2 separate regions of the Homo sapiens genome follow, and region 2 is linked to region 1. A link is a loop called in an ENCODE intact Hi-C map of the cell type or tissue named here. Cell type or tissue: Caco-2. All regions are shown on one strand.

Region 1 (2,500 bases):
ATTAAAGCCAGAAGGACCCAGCCTTCATCTCGATTCTTTGATGGCTAGCGGTGGGGCCCTGAGTACTCAGGGCACATGAGCGGGAATTGCTGCCAGGAGCTCCAGGGCTGCCAGGATGGAAGCTCTTCCATCCTAGGGCCCTATTTCAAAAGTAATTTTAAAAAAAAAAAACCCCAAAGCCAGTATCATGATTGACTGAAATTAATCACATCACTCCAAAGGCATCTTCCACCAACACTGGCCCTCTGTCCTGGTCTGAGAGTGGATAGCGGTGGAGTGATCAAATGACTCAGGTTGGAAGTTGCAGGAAAAACCCCCTGAGTGAGCAGTATGGCCAGGGCGGTGGGTCAAATGAGAGTGGCACTCAGAGCAGAGGCTGTGCACACTTACCCATCCATCATTTATTATTTCTTCATCCAACCACCACTCACTGAGAACTTCGTCTGTGTGAGGCCCTGGGGAACTACAATGAATACAATGTGGCTTTGGTGGTTGAAGCTCACAGATGAAAACAGAATGCTGGTGTGTCTACAAGGAGCCGATCCTCTTACAGATATTGTTTCACTGAATTTTATCATCACTTTGAGGTCCGTGTTATAATCTTCATTTTACATCATGAGGTTGTTGAGAAGCATTTGAGGTTGAATAATTTAAGTCACTGTCTTAGTCAACCTGGGCTGCCATCACGAAATATCACAGCCTGGATGCCTTGAACATCACAACTTCATTTCCTCTCAGTTCCAGTGCCAGCAAATTCAGTGTCTGGTGAGGGCTCTCTTCCTTACTCACAGATGCCACTTTCTTACTGTGTCCTCACGTGGCAGAGAGAAACAGCCAAATCCCTCTCTCCCTCTTTTTATAAGGCCACCAATCCCACTGGATTAGGACCTCTCCCCTATGATTTCATTTGACTCCAATTACCTCCCAGAAACCCGTCTCCAAATATCACCACATTTGGAGTTAGGATGTCAACATAGAAAGCTGAGGGCGGGGGCACAATTCAATCCCTAACAGTCAGTCAGTCAGTCTCAGAACAAGATTTAAAACTGGATGCATCTGCTTCCAAAGCTGGTGTCCGCTCTACTCTACTACCCTACTCTACTCTACTCTACTCTACTGTACTCTACTCTACTCGCTGCCTTCTCCACGCTTACCACTTGCAGGTTATAGACCCCTTGAGAATGATTTGGGGGGACATTCTTGGCCCCCAGCCTTGTGCTGAGTATCACCAGCTCTTTGGGCAGTGCCAACATTTCAGGATCGGTGGGCACCCCCTTCTCACTTGTTGTTGAGGTTGATGTCCTATATTAATTTTAATGATTTTGCCACATTCACCTCCAATTGTCACCATTTAAGCAAGAGCCTTAAACAGGTGTTCCAAGGTCACATGCGTTTGGAATTTGTTTCCCTGCCCTTTGTCCTGGGAAGATATCCACCTCTGGGGGGAAGATCAAAGTGCAAATTCCTGACTGCCTCTCCTCGTGACAAAAACCACATGCAGAATGCCATGCTGATAGGACAAGTGTGGTATGCAGCTGGAGAGGCAAGTCGGCTGAAAAAGGAGACGCCTCTCCTCCCCCTTCAAGGCCCAGCCTGAAGCCATAAAGATCTTTGGTGCTTTAACTAGGATTAAGAAAATTCCAGGCGGAAACCAACAGTTGACTTCTTTGGGCTTTCTCTTGATTAACTCCACATAAACCAAAGTTCTATGCCTTGTAGAATTCCAACTATGGATATTCTCAATCAATCTACTATTTCCCATGACAGAAGCAGGTATTGGTCCTTTGCAGACATTGAAAATAGGCCAAACAGAGCCTCGAATAATTTGGCCTCATGGGGCCACAATCCATCTCAGTTTTTAATGCATGTTTCTCTTCAGCAGATTGTGCACGAATGATTTTACTAATGAGGTAAGGAGGACACACCTCAATAAAGCCAAGTAATTACTCTAACTCAAAATACTTGCACAGCACCTCCAATATGGATTATAAACTAGCATGTTCAGATAAACTGAAGCCCACTCAGCTTCTGTGTTGGATGTGGAAATCCTCCAGCATTCAGCATGGGCATGCACAGAGCCGGACGCAGGGTTTTTTTGCAAGAAAGTCGTGAGACATGAAGACTGTAAAACAAGCCTAGTTTCTGGGATACAGAAGTACAGACCATCAGTTTGTGTTTGTCCTCGAGTCTTTGTCTTCTTATAACTGAAGGGCCTTGGACAGGTGATCCCCATGAGCCCCCATCTCTTCAGGATATTCCTCATGTAAAACAGAAGTAACAAGATGGATCTCGCAGTACAACGGAGGGGGTTAGAGTAGATAAGGCGTGCAACAGTGCTGTGAAATCTGTAAAATCCTACAAACACGTTGATTACAAAGATGACTGTGCTAAGCTCAAGAATAGCTACATGTAGTATTCCCAACAGGAAACTCCCCCCAATGTCCAGACACGTCCAATCTGACCCAAATTAATGGATTCTCAAAGAGAATGTAATACTAGC
Region 2 (2,500 bases), 200 kb before region 1:
TTTCCATAGGGCTTTCCAGTACATGCCCCATTCTGTCTTATGAGAAGAGAATGGACCTTGAGGGCTTTTTTTCCCCTTCCTTTTTCTGCCAGACGCACTTCCTGCTGCATTGAGAGACTTTTGGAAGGTTCGCCTTTCCCTCAAATTTCTCATGATGTTGAAGAACTATAATCGCCACTGAATGGTCCAGTTTAGCACAGAGAAAGCCAACCAACATTCACCAGCAGACTTTAAATGCTGACAGTTGAAACAGCCAAGAAAAGTTCATTAAGTGCTAAGCAAGAAAAAGAGCAAGAAAATGAGACAGAATCGCTCCCTGGGGCATTGCAAAAGCAGGCCTTTGTGAGGAAACATTCCTGAAGGAATCTGGGGAAATGACATTGTAAAACTGCAACAGACGGCAGGATAGGACAACAGGCTCCCAAATAACTGCATGGCACCACACCAATGCTCCTTGTGGAGGGAGAGCACATCACAGAGCCCCTTGAGAGGCAGGCTGGAGAAGGCTGCCCCAGCACACCCGAACATCAAGGCGTTTTCAAACTTCTCAATTTTCTTTTCTTTTCTTTTTGTTTTGTTTTGTTTTGGAGACACAGTCTCTCTCTGTCACCCAGGGTGCAGTGCAGTGGTGCCATCTCAGCTCACTGCAATCTGCCTCCCGGGTTCAAGCAATTCTCATGCCTCAGCCTCCCAAGTAGCTGGGACTACAGGCACACCACCACACTCAGCTAATTTTTGTATTATTAGTAGAGACAGAGTTTCACCATGTTGCCCAGGTTGGTCTCGAACTCCTGGCTTCAAGCGATCCACCCGCCTCAGCCTCCCAAAATACTGGAATTATAGGTGTGAGCCCCCGCATCCAGCCTAAACTGTTTCTTTAAAGACCATTTGTACTCCCCTTGCCTCAGCACCAAAGGGAATGAGAATTCAGGGAAGCATGCCTCCCCCCTCTCAGTTTGCAGTTGAAAACTGGTCAAGAGGAACCAGGTACATTTGGGTTTTTTCTAAAGAAGCCAAGGATAAAAACCATGGCCACTATACCATGGACAGCTTTGAAATGAACAGAATTGTTTTCACACACAGGACCAGCCAGAGGTAAATGTGCCTCTTCAAAAAATGTGGTGTCAATGCAATGTGCAGAAACTGTCAGGGGTGGGGGAAGGGGACTCTAAGTAGGATGGTCATATCCTGTATTGTCCACACAAGGTCATTTTTGAGAGCAGAAGGAGAAGTTACTACTTACAACACCTGGACAATTCGTTGCAAACCAGCGCTACCCAGGCAAATAAGTGAGTCTGGCCACCTCACCCTGAGTAACGTACTCTGTGAACAAATTGCTGAGGTGAGGAGAAAGAATATCTGGGTTGTAGAGGCAAACACATACTTTTAAAAAAATAAATAAAGAGGCTCTCTCTGGACTTAGTACTTTGACTTTTTCCTGATGCAGTTACAGTCCAAATCACATAGGCATTTCTTATCAGCAAAAGCAGCCAATAAAATACAGAAGGACCGTGAGAGAGATGGGCCAGAGCTCTTGTGAAAGTCTTTCAACACACTGGCGGGCTTCTGCCAACAGGAAAACATTTAGCAAGAGGTGTGCAAGCTATTTGTAGATACAACCCGATCATTCAAAGGTAACTATGATCTGGCACACAACAGCATGTACCCTTTAAAAATAAGCCCATAAAAGTGAAGCTTTGCTTCACATGTCTAAGTGTTTCTGCATTATATATATGATGAATATATATATATATATATTCCAATCAGGTGATTTTGAAAAAGTGAGAAACAGATATATTACCTGGGCACTGGAAATGCCCAGGTTCCTCAGACTTCAGAACTGGCTGAGCCCACAGCACTGCCCTTGCCGGCTACTTCAGGGACAGGTGATTTGAGGCAAGCCTTCTTCAAGTCTGCACCCCAAAAAAATCACCTGGAAAAATCTGAAGTCAGGATAACTACAGTTAAAAAAAAAAAAAAAAAAGCCCAGCAGATAGTGCGAACAAACAGACAAACAACAAAAATCAAGAGTGTTGTCTTGCAGCAGGTTCTTCTGTTCAGTGGCCAAAATTTTACTCCTGGATCCTTCATTTTAAAAATTAATAAATATGGCCAGGCGTGGTGGTTCATGTCTGTAATTCCAACACTTTGGAAAGCTGAGTGTGTGGATCTCTTGAGCTCAGGAGTTCAAGACCAGCCTGGGTGACATGGTGAAAGCCCATCTCTACAAAAAATTCGAAAGTAGCCAGGCATGGTGGCATGCACCTGCCTGGCTACCCAGCTACTCAGGAGGCTGAGGTGGGAGGATCAATTGAGCCCAGGAGGTCCAGGCTACATTAAGCCATGATCACATCACTGCACTCCAGCCTGGGTGACAGGGGGAGACCCTGCCTCAAAAAAATAAAAATAGACCTAAGTCCTCTTGACTCATCCTCAAATGCAAACCTAAAGGAGAAAGGGGGCTTCCCGCCCACCTCAGATCTCCACTTCTGTGCAGCCA

Evidence for each region. A loop is a pair of places that touch in the nucleus more often than their neighbours do. Peaks named below come from ENCODE experiments on the same cell type or tissue, not always from the same donor. Only the 100,000 strongest peaks of a DNase experiment are listed, where the experiment ranks them.
Region 2: a loop joins it to region 1, with 8 times the contacts of the local background. A loop is called at or near these places in 1 of 110 quality-filtered maps.

Annotation. Positions count from the first base shown.
Region 1 is chr2:8,608,178-8,610,677 of GRCh38, forward strand. The region is part of intron 1 of LOC105373411 (a long non-coding RNA gene); the gene reads right to left. Among named protein-coding and RNA genes, the nearest start is that of LINC01814, 26 kb to the left of the region's middle. In Caco-2, no CTCF peak of the experiment used is centred here; a DNase peak (open chromatin) is centred at 1,504.
Region 2 is chr2:8,412,474-8,414,973 of GRCh38, forward strand. No RefSeq gene overlaps it. Among named protein-coding and RNA genes, the nearest start is that of LINC00299, 85 kb to the left of the region's middle. In Caco-2, no CTCF peak of the experiment used is centred here; DNase peaks (open chromatin) are centred at 1,238 and 1,548.